Regions from separate parts of the Mus musculus genome. Here all the other regions are linked to region 1. Evidence: chromatin loops called from intact Hi-C (ENCODE). Cell type or tissue: left cerebral cortex. All regions are shown on one strand. Each heading gives the region's core, and the rest is flanking DNA. Links, peaks and the distances in the headings are about the cores only.

Region 1 (7,646 bases), core at 1,638-6,637:
GTGCCTTCAGCCTCCACCTCTCCGGCTCACCAGCTTCTTCTCCACCACCTACTCAATTCTGGCATTTTCAGTATCTGTTCCTGAGCTGGTCTTCTCCTACCTCTGCCTACAGAGCTATATTAAGGGTGAGAGGCTGGTCTGAGTTGTCACTTTAAGATTAGCTAACGCCTTTGCTGAGGAGGGCAGAGCCGGTGTGTATCCCATGAACAGAGCTGATGACAAACTTGTCTCCTTGGGAGAGCAGAGGAACAGAACCACGTCCCGAGTGCCTGCTTTCCTCTTCCCCCCAACCTCTGAGATCAGAGACAAGGTCCCAGCTCTGGGACAGATTGGAAGCCACCTGAGCAGTACCGCAGGCATAGCCGGGGCTGCTTGATTCTGAACAACTTCCTAAATATTCCTAAGCACCAACCCTGGACATGTAGGAAGTTTATTAAATTCTCCAATACTACTGCATGACTTGAACAACAGCATTTTTTTTTAAAGAATGTTTAAATGTATCTCTCTTTGTAGGTAACAAGCAGCTGGCTTTCTGAAGTGTGCAAATAAAGCCAAGAGGGTGTCATAGGGCAGCATATGTGTTTTTCTGTGTTTAATTGATGTTTCTTTTCAGAGAGTGGTTGAATAGTAGGAGGCTGTTGTCAGTGGGTTCATACACACACACACACACACACACACACACACATACACACATGCACACATGCACACACAAGCCAGGTATCCTCCACCCTCACCTGCTACCAGCAGAAAGTACATTCCAGGCTCATTTGGTAACTTGATTAGTTTCTGCCTCCCAACCAATGTACGTTCCATGAGGGCTGACACAGTGTGGCTGTCTTTCTCATCTTCTCAGGATACACTGAGCCCCTGGAGAAGTGCTAGTGTCGGGTAAATGTGTGTGCTTGCGACATGAATGGGGCAATGAGCACGTTAGCATAAAAGGGTGTTTTGTAGCATCTGTGAGGGTCAAGTGGTTTCTTTCCTGTTTATTCATCATGAGATTAGAAATTAAGACACAGAATTTACATACTGAGGGATGGAATGTGTCTCAGCTCTCTCTGTGTGTATGTGTGTTTGCATGTCCCACACACATGCAAACACACATACACACATATGTATGATGGCCCAGAGGTCATTGCTGAGTATCTTCCTATGGTAGTTTGAATATGCTTGGCCCAGGGAGTGGCACTATAAGGGGGTGTGGCCTTGTTGAAATATGTCACTGTGGGTGTGGGCTTTGAGACCCTCCTTCTAGCTGTCTGAGGACAGTCTGCTCCTGGCTTTCTTTGGATGAAGGTGGTGGCACACGCCTTTAATCCCAGCACTTGGGAGACAGAGGCAGGAGGATTTCTGAGTTCGAGGCCAGCCTGGTCTACAGAGTGAATTCCAGGACAGCCAGGGCTATACAGAAAAACCCTGTCTCGAAAAAAAAACAAAAACAATAAACACCCAAACAAACAAAACTCTCAGCTCCTCCAGTGCCATGCCCGACTAGACACTGCTGTGCTCCTGCCATGGTGATAATGGACTGAACATCTGAACCTGCAAGCCAGCCCCAGTTAACTGTTGTCCTTTATAAGAGTTGCTTTGGTCATGTCTGTTCACAGCAGTAGAATCTCTAACTAAGACACTTCTTTAGCTGGCCATTGTTCTTTTACCTGATGCATGGTTTCTAATCATCGAGTCTCGTGAATCTCCATAGCCGATGTGATGTGATGTGATGTGATGTGATGTGATGTGATGTGATGTGATGTGATGTGATGTGATGTGATGTGATGTGGTGGCACAATAGAGCTAAGCTCTGGGACCCCTCCAACACTGTACCCCACAGCCTACCATGCATCTGCACGCAAGTGCTGAAAAGGGCAGCCCAGCCTGGGCTAAGTTATCTATATCAAGCATATGTTCTAAATTATACCACTTTCTCCACAGCACCGTTTGACCAACCATGGTCCACAGTCTTGACTCATGTCCTCATTTCCACATACGATGAAGATCTGTGGCTGTTTTTATGTCCATCTTCCAGAAAGTATTCAAAACAGAGAACAATGAATATTCCAAGCTTCTAAATGACTCAGATAAGCAATGACTTCTCTGGCTTCATTTTCTCAATGTGTTGAATTAATTTGTCCATACATTCTGATTTGGGTAAAAGGACCATGGAGACTTCACATTGATCATCTGTAGTGTGGCAAAGGCCAGCTCTGCTTTCTAGTTCTTATCATTTTGTGCATATTCTTCTCTCCCTCCACCTCTCCTGTCTTTTGGCAGCGGCAATGTTGTCTGTCTCACACTCTAAGTTTAAAGGCATTACTTAATGTCCAATAGAAAATAAAAGTAACAGCTAAAATTAAATCTATGTCCTCAGATACACCTCTCAAAATAACAAGTGCACTCCACAGGGAAGACTAGCTCAGTAGCTTGCATTGGATTCCCCGATGTGATAAACTTCCATTTATTACTAACTCACTGTAGGTTCAGCCTGGGGAACGTAGCTAACCAAGCCTGAACACTCAAGGGCGCCTGCACTGTCTGGATGAGTTGTCCACACTGGTCAGCAAGCTAAGAAAAGAGCATTGTGCTTTCCCACAGCAATAATCATTAAGTTCAGGATCCTCGGCCTAAGCCTGTACTCTGCCATCTGTCTCTCTACTGAGAGTCCTGCTTTCTCCAGTGTATCTAAGGCAGAGGGAACAGGACGGGAGCAGAGTATATAGAAGGCTCCACTCCTAGGCTGGCTTGCCAGCAATTGCCTTTAGTCCCAGCTCCTGGGAAGCAGAGGCAGGTAGGTCTATGCGAGTTAGAGACCAGCCTGGTCTACAAACCAAGTTCCAGGATCACTAAGGCTGTTACACAGAGAAACCCTGTTTCCAAAAAAACAAAGAGGTGGAGGAGGAGGCGGGAGATGAAGAAAAGAGGTAAGGAAGAGGAGGAGGAAGAAGAGAAGGAAGATGAGGAGAAAGAAGGAAGAAGGAGAAAGAGAAGGAAGGAGGAGGAAGAAGAAAGAAAATAAGGAGGAAGAGGAGGAGGAGAAGCAGAAGAAGGAGGAGGAAGAGAAGGAGGAGGAAGAGAACAACAACAACAACCTGTTGTTTCCACTCCTTACTGTGGCGGGGGACCATGAGGTTGAGGGAGAAAGGAATGAGGCTGTTACATTCTTTTAAGGCTGGGTGTTTTCCAGATAACTTATTTTTTGAAAGAGAATTGATCAATACCAAAAGGTTTGCATTTAACGTTTCCTTGCTATCAAATCACATGGGGTATATGAGGTTATCGGAGCATATATAGTTATCTGGAAATGTAAAGGATACATAGGGCTATCAAGAGTTCTGTGAGGTATGTGCACGTCTCTGGAGTGGTAGAGTCTGTATTTATATGAGGCACATACTGTAGTTACAAGAGTTAGATATGTTTATCTGAACTTGTCTGGAGCCTATATTGAGTTACCTGGAATGACATGGAGAGAAGATGTTGAGGAGAAAATGGTGACTCAAATCTGTGGTGAGCAGGAGAGAGATTGGAAATATGTACAAGTGTATTCCAGGCTGCATGAAGGAGCGTGAATGGATACAGCAGTATTCATCATACCTATAACCATCTTGTGGGGAAGGGGGCTGTGCTTAAGTTCTGATTAATGATAACTTAATGCAAATTTCATCTTTCATTATTCTTGTGCCCAAAGGCCCAACTTGCTTTGATAGAAGCAAGACCCCCACGCACTCCAAAAGGAAAAACCTCAATGCTTTTTACACATTCCAGCTTGTCCCTTAAGGGGCAGGAAGTCCTGTGGAGCCAGGTGCACTCAGCGGCAGAGCCTGAGGCTGTGCCCAGGCTCCTGCACTGCCGATGCCTGGCGCGGCCTCTAGGTGGCGCGGGTGGGTTTGAAGCGAGGGGCCTCCTCTCCGCTCGACTGTTTGTAAACTCGCAGTCCAGACCGGGAACAGTCAAGAGCGAGTTCCCGGGAGCCCTTCAAAATAGAAAGTTAGTTGCGCTGGCAGCAGAGGTGTGCCTGGCCGCTGTCACCCGGCTGGCCCCAGGATTGTGGAGCTCTGCTTTTGAGAGGACACCGACGGACGCCTGTGAAGCCTGCCCCCCATCCCTTACCTGCTCGCCTTCTCCGTAGACCCATCTTCTGCTGGGAAAAGCTAACCTCATTCGGGTACCAGGTAAACCTTGGTTCTTTCACTTCTGGTTTTCCGTATTCTTCAACTGTGGACGAAACCGAGGTGTCCTTGGCTAGGAAGGATCTCGGGTACATTTTTGAAATGCATGTCATTTTTGGGTTGCGTTTGGACAAGCGTTACTGATTACTTGTGTGTCTGTCTGTGCTACAAGTTCACAGGCTTGAGGTTGTTTCTTTGTTTTGAAGAAAATATCAGAAAACTCATTCCGCTGTTGAGTGCGCTTTGGTTAGAGTGCCAAACTGTGCGTCACAGACAGTACTTGTGCTACTAAAACACGTGTTGCCATCTGGGGAGAGGACCGGAGTTTCTCCAACTCGCTCACAGAAGAAGGCAAGAGGCACCTGGGACTTTAGTGGCATTCGTCACCTGCCTCTACCCAGAGTAGCTCATTGTCTTAAGAGGCCATTCAGGCAGGCTTCCAATCAAGTCTGAGACCCAATGCCATAGTCCTATGTTGTCGGAGAAGAGGAAGAGAGTGTGTTAGATAGGTCTTTGTGACACTTGAGGTTTTCATTTCTAGCCAAAGGTTCCTTTAGTGTTCCGAGGCATCTGGGGTAGAAGGGCCTCATGCAGAGAGTAGAGTTGGATTTTTCAGCCTTTGCGGTAAGAAACTCCTGCAAGGCAAAATGTGTGATCTCAGGGCAGATGGGGCAGCAGGTGAGGTCACTGCTGGAGTATCCACATCACCAGGGGACAGCTAAAGCAAGAGAGGTGACAAGGGCCAAAGACCTGGTCAGTCAGGTTGCTAGACAGTCAGTGGGAAACAGTCCCCCTTTTCAAGACTGAAATCATAGTTGAGAGAGAGAGAGAGGTGGTGGAGTGTGGCAGGGCCAACTTCTTCTTTACTTCTTCTGGGGCCCCTACCTTGCTGTTTTGAAGTGGCACCTGGGTACACCTTCAAATGCAGAGTGAAACTGAGGTTTGTTCAAAGTATCAAAGAGTCAAGAGGGCATAAAAGGACAGAGAAGTCCCGATGTACAACAGACATTCTAGGTCATGATCGCTTAAAACCTTTAAAGATATGTTTTGAGAGAGTGGCTTACGAGGACTTAACGTTAGGAAGTGTCCCAAGAGACCGCCCCCACATAAGCACCCTCCCTGGAGATGACAGCAGGATGAGGGGGGTCTCCTCTCAGCATTCATTCCTCTGTCCACTTATGATGCTGTTGTTGGAGGCTGTCCTAGGTTGCATTCTTTGGGAGGAAAAACTAAACAGAAACTTACTGAAGTAATATGCCTACTCTCTGCTCACTGTCTGTCTGTCCTCTCTGGTCACTGTCTGTCTGTCCTCTCTGGTCACTGTCTGTCTGTTCCGTTGTTTGGGGCTTGCTGTCATTGTCTCGTTTTGGTGTCTGCTGAAAAGATGTATAGAGGATCCCCCAGAGATTCTTTATAATGCTGTACAAATGATTGACAGTTGTACAATTCAATAGAAATTGTACTTCGAGTTTTGAATTTGAATCTTATCCCTGGCCGGTGATTCGCTTGTTTCTGGATGCTGGCCAGCAGCGGGGACCAGCTATAGTTCTCCAGAGTAGGTAGGGAAGGGTGACAGTTGACCGTCTGCAGTGTGCTGTGCTGCCCAGCCATGAAACTCAGCAGTTACATGAAGGAAGGGTGGGGAAGTGTTAAATAATAGTTTCTATTTTCTGTGAGTCTTTTGAGAGCCATTGTATTTGTGACGATCCGTCTGAGATCTCTTTACATCCAGCTCAGTGCTGCCACCGTGAGGCCACCCCATATTTGCTACCCACTGTCCGTAGGGGACAAACCCAGGCTGATTGTTTTAACTCTGGGGCATCTTCTAATGAAAGGTCCCTTAGGTCCCAAGGGGTCATACAGAAGGCAGGTCGCTCACATCCCTTTCTGGGACCATGAGAGTGTGTTCTGTGGTTTCTAAAGAATGGAATTTACTCTCAAGGAAAGGCCCGGGAACCCAGCTTCAAAGACTTAAGCAAATCTGAAAGTCAAATACGGGAGCTGTAAACAGGATGGCGTTTTGGCGGCCAGCCCCACTGCTTAAATGGCTCAGCCCTAGGCTGGCTTGGTTTTCCCTTACCTCCCCTGGCCTGCCCAGCAGCTTGGTGCATGTACAACCCTTAACAGCTCCGCTCTGGCCTCTGTTCCCTCAATTATCCTAGATGGCACCTGCCTCCCTGTGTGCTTTGATGCAGTTTTAGGTTTTGCATTAGCTAATTCCACTCACCAATAGCATCATTAATTAGCCCACATTAAACTCACTTAGCAATTAGGAAACAAAAGCGCCAGCCATTCACCTCCGTCACTCACCTACCAGGCAGTCCTTAAACTTGAACATTTTAGGCAAGGCTTTTATTTGATCTACAGGATCATTTTTTTTTCTTTTTTAATTAAGCAAAGAGTTCTGGGGAGATGGCTTGAGTGGATAATTCGCTTGCTACACAGCTCAAAGACCAGCATTCAGATCCCCAGGACCCAGATGAAAGCCTGGTGGAGTGGAAGCAGGGGAGTCTCTGGGGCAATAGCTAGACTGCTTGAATAATGAGCTCTGGATTCAGCAAGGAGCCGAGGGTGGGGGGCCGGGGGTGTGGGGTGGCTTTAGTAAATAGAGAACCACATCAGCCTCTGGCCTTTGTGCACTTGCACACATGAGTGCTCTCACACATTAGCATTTTTCTGCATGTCCTCCACGTTTTCTATGGGTCTGAGGATCGGAGAAGTTCTTGGACTTGCCTGAAGCCACACAGCTAACAATGACCACGAGAACACTAATTACTGTGTTGGACTGAGCTCAGCATGGAGAGGCACCGGGATGATCATGGAGCTTGTAACTGGGATTTGGGTTGGGATGAGAGCTTTCGTCTTCTGCCTGGGAGGAGACCAGCAATGCCAACCACCAGTGCTGGAGTGAGCAACTCCCAGCTTCATACATTTTTAGTTGCCATGGTAATGACATCCCCCTCCCCCCCCATCACACACTTCCTCTCACATCCTGTCCTGATCACATGGAGGCCCAAGAAACCACTGAAGTTCTGAACTTGGTGAGCCATTGTGAAAACGGCTTGGTCACTGAAGAAAGATTAGAGAATTTTGAGCTTTTAATAGCTCAAGAGAAAAGCCATCAGCTATAGGTAAATGCAGATTGCCATAGTATGATCAATAACTACGAGAAAAATTCAAAATGGATTGGGGTTCAAGCATCCCAGTTCCGTGGCTTCTGTGAATACAAATAAATGAGACCTTGCTATATTTAATTTCCAATACTTGTTCACTTGAGTGTCACAAGGACTTACTCCGAGTGGTTAGCCCTGTCTAATCAAAGCAAGGAGACAGCTTTGTCCTGGGGTTTGGAGGGGTGAGCCATTCATTTAGTGAGTATTTAGAGAATGTCTTAGTTAGGGTTTCTGATACTGTGAAGAGACACCATGATCACAGCAACTCTTATAAAGGACAGCATTTCATTGGTCTGGCTTACAGTTCAGA
Region 2 (7,646 bases), core at 1,402-6,401, 110 kb before region 1:
CGTTCAACTCATAAGTTTATGCTCCACACCCATCTCCGTCCAATTCTCCACACCTTGGTATCTAGTTGCTTAATCCAAACTCCAGAAGACACCCTTGATTGTTTTCCTTTCCATTATTATTTGTGACTTCCATTGGCAATACTCATTTTTCTACCTCAAATGCATCACAAAGCCATGATCTCACCAGCCATATCTCTGGCACAAGGTTCAAATACAAAATCCTCTTTTTACAGTGTGGCAGCTGTGTAGCTACTACCTTCTCCCACTTTGACGACCCATCCTTTCTGTAGCCAGAGAGATTTCTCCATAAGGAAATTTGAAGCATCTCATTCCTTTGCTTAAAACATTTTAGGAACTACCCATTGCTCCTAAACAGCATCCGAGCTCCGTTGAGGCCTTCAGTGCTCTGCGGGACCTGACCTGCCACTCTTTGGCCCTCTCTGTTTGCCCACCTTCTGCTACAGATGCTTCTCATTCCCAAGCACACCTTTTCCAGGATATTATAGGCCGGTTCCTATTATTATTAAGGTTTTTCTTAACTGGCCCTTCCAACTGCCCTCCCTTGAGATGGGTATAAGCTACACACCACCATAACCTCCCTTGAGATGAGTATAAGCTACACACCATCATAACCTCTTCCTGGAGGAGCCTTATTACATTCTGAAATTATAGTAGTGATTCACTTATCTGTTAGATGGTCATATCTACACTGTGAGCTGTATGTGGACAAGGTACATCCAGAACAAGCAAGGATCCAATGAATGAATAAGCAGGGGAAAGTGATCATGAGTGTTCCTGCTCAGATGAAAGGGTATCCTGGGACTTGGAAGCCCAGGAACTATACAGCTCTGAGGAGAAAAGGTTTCCCAGTGGAAGCCTTTGACATCCCGAGACATGGGAGTCCAGGAACCTCACAGCTCTGAGAGGAAGCCTCCCCAGCAGAGGCATTGCAGCTCCCAGGGGAGGGTCTCTCCAGCTGAGCTGAGGAGCCCAAGAGCCTCAATCCCACTCCTTTGATTCTTCTCTTCATTGCTTATTTCTTCTTGTCTTCCTAGCTTCTGTGGTGTGCCACTCAGGGACTACATTGATGACTAGAGGTAGACTGATGACTTTTTGAGAAAATCAGAAAGAAAGATAGAAAAAAGATTGTGAGAATTATGTTGCTAGGTAAATTGTATTTATATTCACTTGTTATCAATATCTCCGTATCTCCAAGGCCACCAAGCCCCAGTCTGGAACAGAGTTCATTGTCTCAGTTGGATGCCCAGGCCAGGCCACTGACTCTCATATGTTACAGATTTTTAGTCAAAGGTTCTTAGCCAACTTACAGGAGCAATCACTCAATGCCAGCAGGGTGATATGGTGTGTAGCGCCCAGGTTTGGCTCCTGGCAGCTTTGTGCATGAAGAAGGAGGCTATCCTCTAGTTCTCTCCGCTCTCCTGCTTGTCCACATGATGAGATACTTGGCTGTGGCCTTTCAATATTCCATTCATAGGAACAAGGTTATATTGCAAGAATCCTAGTGTCAAATTCTAAACTAGAATCCTTGCTGTCAAATTCAGCCCGAGGACAGCAGCAGCAGTAGGCCACGCCAGTGATTTATGATTCGTCTCCTTTATCATCTCCTTTTATTGGGTTTTTCTTTAACTATGTTCCCTTAGCGCATGTCTAAGAAGTACTACTCAAGGCAGGAAAATTTATTAGTGCTGGGCTGAGCACAGTGTCGGAATTTTAAGTGCAGAACCTGTTCAGTGAAATTCACTGCTGTGTTGCTTCACATTTTCTTTTCTTAAGATACTGGACTAAGAAATGAAGGCTGTATGGGAAGAACAGGAAGGCTACTCATGGCCACTGGATAATAGGCATCTCATAGCCAGTGTAAGAATGTCATCCATGGCAAAAATCAATTGACTCTCCCTCTTACAGGACCATATATAATACATGCTGGCATATCATCCTTTCTGCCTACCCAGCCAGCTTGCAGCATAAGAACAAAATCAGATTTCATTGTAATGTGACCAATGAGGAGACAAATCTCAGAGAGATAGGTAAGTTGCCCAAAGACTCAAAACTCATAATCGTCTATGTAGGGCTCAGAAAGGGTCTCTGGCTCATAACCCGATGCTCTCCCCACATTGCCTCACTGTCCAGAGCAAGGCAAAGAACGTGCTGAAAGCCTGAGTCATGGAAAGCATACACACATAAGAAACAATAAGAATGCATGTGTACCAGGGGCTGATTGGGTGCTGTGCTTTGCTCATTGACTACCCATGGGCATCAAGTCTTGTCCAAGATTGTACCTCAGGATGAGCCACAAATCTTTTATTCTTTGTCTCAGACACTTTGGAGAAGATGTCAAAAAGACCTTTATTGTCAGAACTTGGTAGTATCTCGATAGAATCTCTTGTCCTCAGAGAAGCCTGACATCCCAGTGTGTCTCATTGTCCCTAGAACTACCCTCTTTACCTCCACTGTGGAACTTGTCCATTTCAAGCTAGGATCCCCACATAACACGGGGTGTGGTTCAGACAGTGCTGGGCATGGCCTTGAAAATCCACTGCTTCCACCATCAGTTAAGGTGACTACCATATGATGCTGTGACCATTGTCCCCATTAAACTGAGTGACCACACAGCAGAAAGTCATAGTTATATGTATCAGGCAAGACAGTTGAAGCCACATAAACAGAATCCAGATTGATAACAATGGTACTCGGTACACATGCAGGAACCAGATGTATTCGTGAACATGATGGAGAGAGGGTTGAGAGGGGCAATGGCCAACAGTGGAAGCTACTGGGATCCAGGGAGGCTGTGTGCACAGCTGGAGAAGGGCTGAACTTTATAAATGAGAATCAGCAAGAGCAGATGACAGGCACTCAAACAAGGGTTTATAGGGATGGTGGTGCTATCCCGTGCAGCAGTGAGACTGAATCTAGGTTGATAGATGTGAAGGTCTGAGCTTTACCCACAGGTACCATTAGCACAAGGTTTGCTGACCCTAAGCGTAAGGTAACGCCATCTCTGAGACTTCCATACTAGTGCTTGTCTTTGTTTGTTTGTTTGTTTTTGTTTGTTTGCTTGCTTTTTGTTGTTGTTGTTCTTTTCTGAAGCCCCTTTCCACACAGTGTCTCCTTTACAGGCCAAGAACCTCTAGTCTCTAACCAAAATTCACCAGCTTGTACACTTTCCACTAGTCTCAGCACCTGGGGTTTCATGTGGCATAGCTGCACAAGTTGGACAACCTGAAGACAGGCTGACTCCCACGTGCCACGGAGATGCTGTTAACACATGAGCAAAGCCATCAGAGACTAGGGTCAGGAACCCATGAGCCTAACCTCCTAGAAATACAACCGAAAATCTAATCAACTTCTTGGGACATAGGAATAGCCAGAGGTTTACTGTGAGAGAGCAAACAGTGAATCAAGAGATGGGTAGCTTCAATAAACACTCAACCCATGGACTCCAAAGTAAGAAGCCTCAGAGAGCATTTGACAGAGTTCAAAGGAACAGAACGCCTCTCGGCCTTACTGCGTTAGAAGCTGGCCCAGCAGGATTTGATGATTCTGTTATATACTTTGCATCTAGCTTAGTGATAAGCCAGGTCTCTCCAAGCCTGAATGCTACAAGCTCTGACTGTTACTATTATATGAATCCCAGTATATTCTGTTATTGTTTGACCCCTAAGTCTCCTGCCTGCCTCATCTTGTGAAATATTGATCATATTACCCAACTCATAGGTTATTCCTCCTAGACTTGGGATTTCTGTGGACTAGGGAATCTTGTGTCTGAGTCTTCTGTAAAGTATCAATGACTCCACATCCACAGGAGTTGCAGCACAGTTCTTCTGGCCCACCCCTCCCCTCCTGCCTCCATTACTGCCACCTTGGTTCTTAGATACATTCCTCTAACAATCTCAACCATATGGAAGTCTAACACCCCAGAAGGTAGTTCTGTGAAAAGAAATTTTAGTTAGTTTGACTCAAATAATCTAGTTTTAAACATACTTTTAAAATAGAACAAACTTTTAATTCTTTAAAAAAAAAAATTCCATGGTGCTTTGTCTGATGAAATTAGACATTTGATCCCTGGATTTTGTAGAAGACTCTGTTCATATTTTAAGGTGAAGATTCTACAAAAAGAGAAATGAGTTCAAGGACTCCAATAGTGTAGCCATTAAGGACAATTAATAACTAGAACTTCATGGAGCTTAAACGTTTCTGTAGTGTAAGGGACACCATCATTTGAACAGAGTAGTAGCCTGAAGAACAGGGGGGAAATCGTTACTACACATCTTACAGAGTTAGTAGCTAGGATATAAAAAGTTTAAAAAAATGAACATCAAGAAAATAAACTGGAGTGGGGGCCCAGAGCAAGCAGAGCCGGAGTGGGTGTGGCTGGAGCAAGAGGGAGAAGGGAAGGGGGAAAAAAAGAAAATAAACTGACTAAAAGTGGTATAAAACTAAGCAGAGAATACAAAAAGAAGGAAGAAAGAAAGAGAGAGAGAGAGAGAGAGAAAGGAAGGAAGGAAGGAAGAAAGAAAGAAAGAGAGAAAGAAAGGGAGAAAGAGAGAGAGAGAAAGAAAGGGAGAAAGAGAGAAAGAGAGAAAGAAAGACAGATGGCCAAAGACACTTTTATTTTTCCTATATCAGTTTTATTTAAAACACAAATAAGTATTTCTCTTTCATTAATAGCAAATGGCTCAAATAATGTTGAACACAAATCACTGACAAATACAGGGCATTAACTTAGGAAATTAGGAAATTAGTCTGAACTTAGGAAATTAGTCTGAACAGGTGAGAGGGTGCGCCACAGAACCAGACAGCTTCTGGGACAGGCTGAGGCACAGAGCCGCTGAGGCAGCACCCTTTGCGGGCCGCAGACAGCCAGCCACCGTCCGGACCAGAGGACAGGTGTCCGCCTGGCTCGGAAGGCGGCCTCAGCCTCAGGAGCAGCAGGCGCCATCTTGGTTCCCGGACTCCTCCAAACTTAGGAATTTAGTCTGCACAGGTGAGAGTCTGCACCACAGAAGCTGACAGCTTCTGGGACCTGCCAAAGCAACACAGCTTCTGAGAAAGGCCCTGTTTTGGGCCTTCTTCTTTGGCCAGGAGGAGGTCCAAACACAAGATATATGCGCACCTTCCCTGTAAGAGAGCTTGCCAGCAGAGAGTGCTCTGAGCACTGAAACTCAGAGGAGAGAATCTGTCTCCAGGTCTGCTGATAGACAGTAACAGAATCACCAGAAGAACAATCTCTAAACAGAGTCAACTATAACAACTAAATCCAAAGATTACCAGATGGCGAAAGGTAAACGTGGGAATCTTACTAACAGGAACCAAGACCACTCACCATCATCAGAACCCAGCACTCCCACTTCGCCCAGTCCAGGGCACCCCAACACACCCGAAAACCTAGACCCAGATTTAAAAGCATATCTCATGATGGTGGTAGAGGACATCAAGAAGGACTTTAATAACTCACTTAAAGAAATACAGGAGAACACTGCTAAGGAGTTACAAGTCCTTAAAGAAAAACAGGAAAACACAATCAAACAGGTAGAAGTCCTTACAGAAAAAGAGGAAAACACATCCAAACAGGTGATGGAAATGAACAAAACCATACTAGACCTAAAAAAGGAAGTAGACACAATAAAGAAATCTCAAAGTGAGGCAACACGGGAGATAGAAACCCTAGGAAAGAAATCTGGAACCATAGATTCGAGCATCAGCAACAGAATACAAGAGATGGAAGAGAGAATCTCAGGTGCAGAAGATTCCATAGAGAACATCGGCACAACAATCAAAGAAAATGGAAAATGCAAAAAGATCCTAACTCAAAATATCCAGGAAATCCAGGACACAATGAGAAGACCAAACCTACGGATACTAGGAGTGGATGAGAATGAAGATTTTCAACTCAAAGGACCAGCAAACATCTTCAACAAAATTATTGAAGAAAACTTCCCAAATCTAAAGAAAGAGATGCCCATGAACATACAAGAAGCCTACAGAACTCCAAATAGACTGGACCAGAAAAGAAATTGCTCCCGACACATAATAATCAGAACAACAAATGCACTAAATAAAGATAGAATACTAAAAGCAGTAAGGGAAAAAGGTCAAGTAACATATAAAGGCAAGCCTATCAGAATTACACCAGATTTTTTACCAGAGACTATGAAAGCCAGAAGAGCCTGGACAGATGTTATACAGACACTAAGAGAACACAAAATCCAGCCCAGGCTACTATACCCGGCCAAACTCTCAATTACCATAGATGGAGAAACCAAGGTATTCCACGACAAAACCAAATTCACACATTATCTCTCCACAAATCCAGCCCTTCAAAGGATAATAACAGAAAAAACCCAATACAAGAATGGGAACAACGCCCTAGAAAAAACAAGAAGGTAATCCCTCAACAAACCTAAAAGAAGACAGCCACAAAAACAGAATGCCAACTTTAACAACAAAAATAAAAGGAAGCAACAATTACTTTTCCTTAATATCTCTTAATATCAATGGTCTCAACTCCCCAATAAAAAGACATAGACTAACAAACTGGCTACACAAACAAGACCCAACATTTTGCTGCTTACAGGAAACTCATCTCAGAGAAAAAGATAGACACTACCTCAGAATGAAAGGCTGGAAAACAATTTTCCAAGCAAATGGTATGAAGAAACAAGCTGGAGTACCATCCTAATATCTGATAAGATTGACTTCCAACCCAAAGTGATCAAAAAAGACAAGGAGGGGCACTTCATTCTCATCAAAGGTAAATCCTCCAAGAGGAACTATAAATTCTGAATATCTACGCTCCAAATACAAGGGCAGCCACATTCATTAAAGATACTTTAGTAAAGCTCAAAGCACACATTGCACCTCACACAATAATAGTGGGAGACTTCAACACACCACTCTCACCAATGGACAGATCATGGAAACAGAAACTAAACAGGGACACAATGAAACTAACAGAGGTTATGAAACAAATGGACTTAACAGATATCTACACAATATTTTATCCAAACAAAAGGATATACCTTCTTCTCAGCACCTCATGGTACCTTCTCCAAAATTGAACACATAATAGGTCACAAAACAGGCCTCAACAGATTCAAAAATATTGAAATTGTCCCATGCATCCTATCAGATCACCATGCACCAAGGCTGATCTTCAATAACAAAATAAATAATAGAAAGCCAACATTCACGTGGAAACTGAACAACACTCTTCTCAATGATACCTTGGTCAAGGAAGGAATAAAGAAAGAAATTAAGGACTTCTTACAGTTCAATGAAAATGAAGCCACTTCATACCCAAACTTATGGGACACAATGAAAGCATTTCTAAGAGGAAAACTCATAGCTCTGAGTGCCTCCAAACAGAAACTAGAGAGAGCATACATTAGCAGCTTGACAACACAACTAGAAGCTCTAGAACAAAAGGAAGCAAATTCACCCAAGAGGAGTAGACAGCAGGAAATAATGAAACTCAGGGGTGAAATCAACCAAGTGGAAACAAGAAGAACTATTCAGAGAATCAACCAATCAAGGAGCTGATTCTTTGAGAAAATCAACAAGATAGATAAACCCTTAGCCAGACTCACTAGAGGGTACAGGGAAAGCATTCTAGTTAACAAAAT
Region 3 (7,646 bases), core at 1,402-6,401, 120 kb after region 1:
AGAGGGGCTGCTATTAACTGACTGGGAGATATAAATTTTAAATTATGATTTTTGCTGTTTAAATATTCCTGTAGGATGTAGTTCTTTGTAAATACTCCTTAATTTAGTGTATTTTATGTTTGAATATGAGTTTTAGCCATCCAGTTAACACAGAATGAAGTAGGAAATGTGTACAAAGCCACCATTCTGAAATTTCTGAGAATTCCTGAGATACTGATTTATTGTCCCTGAATCTCAAAGAGCAACATGTTAGGAATTTGGAAATACTGAGAAGCCACTGTGGAAATCAGTATGGAGATCCCAAAAAAACTAAATATAGAACTACGCTGTCACCCATCTTCACTACTAGGTCAGCACACCACAGAGCTCTGTGCATCCGTGTTCACAGCTGCGTTATTCACAACAGCTGGGAAATGGACGAATCCTTCAAGTCCATCAACAGGTGAGTTAAGAGAAAACGTGGCATATGCACATACTTGAGGGAACTTTATACGGCATAAAGAAAAACAAGATCATGACATTTTCTGAAAACAGATGCAAATGGAATTATGAAAAATGAAATAAACCAGACTCAGGGACAAAGATCACATTATTTCTCATACAGGAGCTTACATTTTAGGTTATGTGCACAGGTATATAGCTATAGCTATATGTTTGTTTTTGCAGGATACTGAAGTAGAAAAGGAATCATGAGAGGGGAGGAAGAGGTTGCAGGGGATGTGGGAAATAGGAATGACAACAGGAAACGTGCTAGGAAGGGACAAAGGAGGACTAGCTGGAGGAAGACCGAAGCCAGCTGGTAAAGGGGCACAGAGGAGGGCAGGGGGCTGGGGCACACAACAAGGTATGACACGTGTGTCAAGTTGCCAAACAGCCACCATTTACAGCACTGTGCAGAAGTGCCTGGTGTATGAGGTTAACACGTTCTGATCAGAGGGAAACGCAAGCATCATTTCTTTACAGACATACAAGATAAAAACTTACTTGACTCTACTGTCATCTGAAGCAGGCTGTCGATGACATTGGATAAGAGCCCTTTACTGGATATTCTCAGGTGTTTTAGGATTACTGGAATGGCTTGGTACTCCAAAAATAAGGTTTTTCCTTCATCTGTCTTCAAGTCCAAACAAAGGGAGTCAAACGCTTGAGCTAGGTAGTCAGCTAGAAACAACACAAACAATCAACCGCCTGTGCGTCAGTTATTCAATCAGAAACAGAAGGCTAAACAAAAAGAACCATCACTTTAGTAAAATAAAAATATAAAAGAATTAAATAACAAGAGGTCCTAAGTTTAGATTCACCCCCCTCACTGAACTCTATGGAACAGGAGAGAGAAAAGGCAGTCCAATTACAACGGCATAAACTCATTTAGCATATTCGTATTTCAGTATTAAAATAAGCCCCACTGAGCAATGGTGGCACATGCCTTTAATCCCAGCACTCAGGAGGAAGAAGCAGGCAGATCTTCGTGAGTTCAAGGCTAGCCTGATCTACAGAGCAAGTTCTAGGACAGCCAAGGCTACACTGAAAAACCCTGTCTCAAAAACCAAAATAATAATAATAATAATAATAATAACTCAATTTTGTTTTTTATACTAAAAAAGGAAAAGTAATGATATTAATTATTATTAAATAGTAGTATTATTATTTACATATTATTATAATTATTATTAAATAGTACAATAGTATACATTGCCGTATTTGGTTATAATAACCACATACTTTTATGAATTTAAACAATATTAGTATTTATATCTTTTTTTAAAGATTTGTTTATTTTATATATATGAGTACACTATAGCTGTCTTCAGACACACCAGAAGAGGGCATTGGATCCCACTATTGATGGTTGTGAGCCACGATGTGGGTGCTAAGAATTGAACTCAGAACCTCTGGAAGAGCAGTTGGTGCTCTTATCCACTGAGCCATCTCTCCAGCCCAGTATTTGTATCTTTAAAATAGCTTCTAAGGTCATATACCTTACTACTGACTTCTAAATGCCCCCTCATTTAAAACTGTCACTATACACAAACTTGCTCAGTGAGTTTTAAACAAGGATTTCTGTCTCTTACTAAAGAGCAAATATCACACCATTCAAAAACAATTTCAAAAAAACCGGGCTATCCTCTGGTCCACTACATTCTGTAACCCACCCATTATTATGAAAGACAGCAAGATTTTACCAAGACCAGAACTAGAATGGCTCTTAGAGAGCAGGCTGCTGGAGGAAAAGGCCAGTGTAACCGTTGTCTTATACAGCCATGAACCTTACAAGCTACAATACCAATCTGTTAGGCAAGCTGTGCCCACTGAAGCAACAGCGGCCTGACTGTCATGCTCTGGTGAAGTCCCTAAGTTCAGTGCCCAGCTGTGGTGTTGGGTGGCTCACAACCCCCTCTAGGCTCCAGTTCCACAGGAACGGACAATTCTGGCGCCCACTAATAAAAACTAAGGAACACTACTGTCATACTTAATCTTTTACTTATAAATGAAACTCTGCAAACAAATGCATACGAAGCAAATGGCTAGGTTCTATTCCGAGCCGCCTGGCTCCCAGCTCTCGTTTGTGTATGTTCCCCTGTTCATGTCCATGCAGAGGACAGACACAGGTGTCTTTCTGTCCTGTTTAAAAAAAAAAAATTAAAATATAATTATATCATTTTCCCTTTCTCATTCTTCCCCAAACCCCCATGTACATCCCCACGCTCAAATTCATGGCCCCTGGCCTCTTTTTTCTTTGTTTTGAGTTGGGTCTCTCACTGAACTTGTTCTCAGCATTCTGGTTACACAGGCTGCTGGCCAGTGAGCCCAAGCATTACACCTGCCTACAGCCCTCACTGCTGGGGTCAGAGATACACACTGCTGTGCTCAGCTTTCATATGGATGTTAGAGACCTAACCTCAGGTCCTTACGCTTGCTCAGCAGACACCCTAGGCACCAAGTCATCTGGCAGGCCCAAACGTTTTTTAAAAAGCAACAATACAGATATACTAGAGAAGCCTGCTGTCTTCACAGAAATAAGCTTCACAGCAGCGCCCTCTACTGTACTTGAGATTACCTGCAATGGCTAGCAGGATTAAGTGGAGTGATTATCACAGGGCTGTTTGTTAATAGTCTTACTGTGTGAGGTCTGCCTGGTCTGAAACATCATGTGTAGATCAGGCTAGCCTTAAATGTGCCTGAGTTTCTCTAGAAACTTGCCTTGGTTTCTCTAGAGCTGATTGTACATGTTCGCCACTGCATCCAGCTTCATGGTACTTTTTTTGTTAAATATTTAACTTACAAACTTAAAAAGACCATCCATCTTTCTTTCTTCTTTCATTCCTTTTTCTTTTTCTTTAATCTTTTGGTCTGGTCTTTTGCTTGTATATTACAGTTTCTTATTTTTGTGTTTTTATGGTGTGTGTGTGTGTTTCTTGTGCTAATTCTTTCTATTTAAAAAATTTGTTTTGTTTTGGCTATTTGTTTTCTAAAGAGAAACAGGAGTAGAGTTAGGTTAGTGCAGAGGATCTTGGAGAAGATGAGGGAGAAGAAATCATGATCAGAATATAGTCAATGAAAAAATTATTTTCAATTTTTAAAAATGAGGAAAAAGTTGTCTCTTAGCAGTTTTCACAGGTAGAAAATAGTATTTGTTTTTTTTTTTTTTCAAAAGCGGTCTTATCTTTTGAAAAGTCTTTATTTACTTGTATATGTATATGTGGGGAATAGAGGGAACGTGTCCATGAATGTGGTGCCTGAAGAGGCCACTAGAGGGTGTGCGATCGTCTGGAACTGGTTACAGGTGCTGTGCGCTGCTCAACAGAAGCCAATCTGTTTATCTCAATCATGGTAGATTTTTTTTTAAAGGTGAGAAATTCTCTGCAGCGACTCCTATGAGGAAGGAGCTCTGCTGCCAGCTCTGACCCCTGCCGAACCTGGTGACTTGGCCAGAGCACACTAAAACTGATGTCTTGTGGACAAGCACCCAGCCTCAGGGGCTTCTGAGTCTTCTGGAAGATCCAGAATAGATCCCACGATGAGAGGAAAATCAGTGCAGAAAAGATCAGGGAGCTAAGCCCAGCTCAAATTCCCAATGCAGGGGCCTGTAAGCCAGTAAACTGAGTGGATTGTTAAAAGATTTCGTCTTGTTTTCTGTGTATGTGTGCACCACATGCATGCCTGGTACCCACAGAGAAAAAGGCATTGGATGCCCTGGAGCTAAAGTTAGAGGCAACTGTAAGCTATCCTACCTGGGTGCTGGGAACCAGACCCAGGTTTTCTTTTTTTTTTTTTTTAAAGATTTATTTATTTATTTTATTTATTACATGTAAGTACACTGTAGCTGTCTTCAGACCCTCCAGAAGAGGGGGTCAGATCTCATTACGGATGGTTATGAGCCACCATGTGGTTGCTGGGATTTGAACTTCGGACCTTCGGAAGAGCAGTCGGGTGCTCTTACCCACTGAGCCATCTCACCAGCCCCAGACCCAGGTTTTCTGTAAGAGCAGCAAGTACTCCTAAATGCTCAGTCACCTTTCAGCCCCATATATGTTGTTTTAAGTTACTTGCTTGGTATTTTATTATATCAAAAGACAGCTAATACAGTCTAAAAAAAACCTTAATTAGGATCTCAAGTAAAACCAATTCTTAAAAATTAACAATGTCTATTGATAATAACAATTGCCTAATTAAGAACATACTATATGACAATCTTTGCTAAACTTTTACATTAATTCTTTCATTTAAGCTTTTAAAAAGTAAACTAGAGACAGGTAATGGTGGCACACGCCTTTAATGCCAGCACTCGGGAGGCAGATGCAGGTGGATTACTGAGTTCGAGGCCAGCCTGGTCTACAGAGTAAGTTCCAGGACAGCCAGGGCTAGCTACACAGAGAAACCCTGTCTTGAAAAACCAAAGGGGGAGGGGAGGGAAGTAAACTAGGCCAGTGTTACACATGTATAACCCCCAGGCCTTGGGACAATGAGGACAAGGATCTAAAGTTCCAGATGAGCCTTGACATACAATGAGATGTCTCAAGCCCACCTGTCTAAAATATCATGATGGAAACTGAAAAAGACATGATCTGCCCATGTCAAAAAGTAGTGGGGCGGGTCAGAGTGAGCTAGCCTGGAGAGAAGAAAAAAGTGTCTGAAGACAGCTAGAGAGAGAGATGGCTCAGTGGTTAAGAGCACTGACTGCTCTTCCAAAGGTCCTGAGTTCAAATCTCAGCAACCACATGGTGGCTCACAACCATCTGTAATGAGATCCGATGCCCTCTTCTGGGGTGCCTGAAGACAGCTACAGTGTACTTACATATAATAAAATAAATAAATCTTTTTTTAAAAATTAAGTTACCTGTGGTGCTGGAGGGCTGGCTCCACAGCTAAGAGCACTTGCAAAGGACCCAGGTTAGGTTCCCAGCACCCACATAGCAGCTCACGACCACTTGCAACCCAGTTCCAGGCGACCCAGGACAGATCTTTGGACCTCCATGGGTACCAGTCACATATATGCACACAGGCACAGCATTCATACATTCAATAACAAGAAATCCTCTTAAAACCATGAAAGATAAAGGACTGACATAATTTTAAAACAGTAAGAGAGAAATCATCTAGCAGAAAAGAGATCAAGGCTATCAACAGAAAAACCTGTAGAAAAGAAACTGATAAATTACATACATGCAAAAGGTTGGAGTGGTGCTACACCTCATTAAGTTCCAGCACTCACAAGGCAGAGACAAGAAAAGCTCTGTGAGTTGCAGGCTAGTCTTATCTACATAGTTAGACCCTATCTCAAAGACAAACCCAAACAAAGTCATTATATGAAGTCATATTTTCATTAAATAAGACTGGAAAGTACTAAAAAAAAATCAGTAACCCTAAATGCTGGAATGGATGGTTCAAGAAATGGCACCACACACACACATACACACAGATACCTACACACACACACACACACACACACACACACATATATATAAAACAGACATACATACTTACACACACATGTACATGCACACCACATACACAGAGACATACACACACACAAACACATGTACATGTAGGTATACACACACACAAACACTCCCCAGACACCAATACATATCATACACCCCACACACATCCACATACACACATCCACACACATATACAAAACACACAAACATATTTACACACACACACACTAGAGGAAAGGATATAATAGTCTCACTTTTTGAAAAAGATGGCAATGTCTGCTAAAATTAGGATGGCATATCCTTTCATACATCAGTGTCAAATTGGTTAGTTTATTGTACATTTTAAAAATGCTAAGGCATGTATATGTCTATGTTAATATTTGCAGTGGCAAATATAAATGAATGAAACATTCCATTGATATCATGTTTAAGTGCTGACTGGCTAAAAAGTTGTGTGTGTGTATGTGTTTTTTTTTTAAAGATACACAGACCACTTTAAAATAACAGACTTAGTCTATACATATGGATCTGAAGTTAAATAAAATACATTTGTGATTAAAAGACATGGGCTCAGCATGGATGGGAAAAAGGTAGGCTACAGAATCCTACACCTAGGTAACTAGTGGCAACTGAAGGAGAGGATGTGGCCTGGGAAACCACTCACATTCCAGGAGATGGCTCTGCACCCACACACATTAGGGCAGCACTAAGTGAACTGGGTGAGTTTTAAAAGAAGAATTCATGAAGTTGATGGGAGACGTGGTAAAGTATAGAGGGAAAGTCAGGAATGAGGCATAGATTTGATGAAAGTACATTATATGGGTATATGGGGAGAGGCTAAGGAGGTCCTGGCAGGTGACCGCTGCTGGCAGAGAGAGGGACAGTCACTTTTCTTTGAGGAGTGGCCACTGATAGGTTGGTTACCCAGGCCTCAGTGGGCAACTCCACACCCATGCACATCTGGGCACTCCTACTCTGATTCAGTGTGTTATTTTTTTTCCAGCTTTTAGAAACTTTCTTTCCCTCCATCATCCTTCCCTTTGCTCACATGTGTGTAGAAAAGCTCATGACCACTCAGTGGCCCGTATGTGGGGCTGCTGACTAGTCCTCGGGGGGACAGCTGGGCACTCAGTAGAGTCCTCAGTAGAGATCTCTTGGAGAGGCACAGAGAGTACCTGCACACCTTCAGACCACTGCTGAGGAGCAGTGAACTCAGGAGCTGGCATAGTTCATTCACCCTGATTCCACTTCTCAGTGGTGGCTTGCTTTTTGTTCTCCATCTCTTCAGGGTTTCTGTAGAGGAAGAGACTGGGCGTGACCGCCCACGGGTGCCCACAGAAGAATACACACAACTTCCCAAGTCAGGATCCACTGCATCAGACCCACTGAGTGAGCCCCCTTTTGTTATTGCTTGGGGTAGCACTGTCCACTTAGTGCAGAGCAGAATCTGTGTTACCCAGAGCGTGATAAGCAGGTTGGCATAAGATGGGGGCTGGTAGGATCAGTGGCCACCAAAAGAGGAAGCTCCATAAAGGCTGTCTGGATCTGGTTGGTTAAAGTCCCAGGAATGAAGGAGGCAGCAATTGGAGTGGCCCTGGTGACAGCAGCAGCAAACAACAGCATGGCTTGCTGGCTAGTGTTCCCAAAGAAGATGATGAAGCCATCCGCAGGCAATGATAGCTCGAGCTGCAGACCACAACTTCC

The links. Hi-C counts contacts between places; a loop is a spot of excess contacts. Peaks named below come from ENCODE experiments on the same cell type or tissue, not always from the same donor. Only the 100,000 strongest peaks of a DNase experiment are listed, where the experiment ranks them.
Region 2: it touches region 1 in a loop (2.1-fold over the local background); 3 of 42 quality-filtered maps call a loop at or near these places.
Region 3: a loop joins it to region 1, with 3.0 times the contacts of the local background. A loop is called at or near these places in 14 of 42 quality-filtered maps.

Annotation. Positions count from the first base shown.
Region 1 is chr10:58,671,976-58,679,621 of GRCm38, reverse strand. It overlaps Edar (ectodysplasin-A receptor), which reads left to right and starts at 3,926. Exons shown (of 12, transcript NM_010100.3): 1 at 3,926-4,166. It overlaps Gm36158 (a long non-coding RNA gene), which reads left to right. Exons shown (of 3, transcript XR_380458.1): 3 at 1,933-2,241. In left cerebral cortex, for the core only: CTCF peaks have their summits at 3,850 (motif pointing right) and 5,917 (motif pointing left); DNase peaks (open chromatin) are centred at 2,393, 3,889, 5,901 and 6,174; H3K4me3 peaks cover 1,037 bases; H3K27ac peaks cover 490 bases.
Region 2 is chr10:58,778,028-58,785,673 of GRCm38, reverse strand. No RefSeq gene overlaps it. Among named protein-coding and RNA genes, the nearest start is that of Sh3rf3, 32 kb to the left of the region's middle. In left cerebral cortex, for the core only: no CTCF peak of the experiment used is centred there; a DNase peak (open chromatin) is centred at 3,863.
Region 3 is chr10:58,555,416-58,563,061 of GRCm38, reverse strand. Ccdc138 (coiled-coil domain containing 138) reads right to left here. Exons shown (of 16, transcript NM_001162956.1): 14 at 985-1,161. It also overlaps the pseudogene Gm18042. Among named protein-coding and RNA genes, the nearest start is that of Ccdc138, 61 kb to the right of the region's middle. In left cerebral cortex, for the core only: CTCF peaks have their summits at 3,031 (motif pointing left) and 3,737 (motif pointing right); DNase peaks (open chromatin) are centred at 3,034 and 3,759.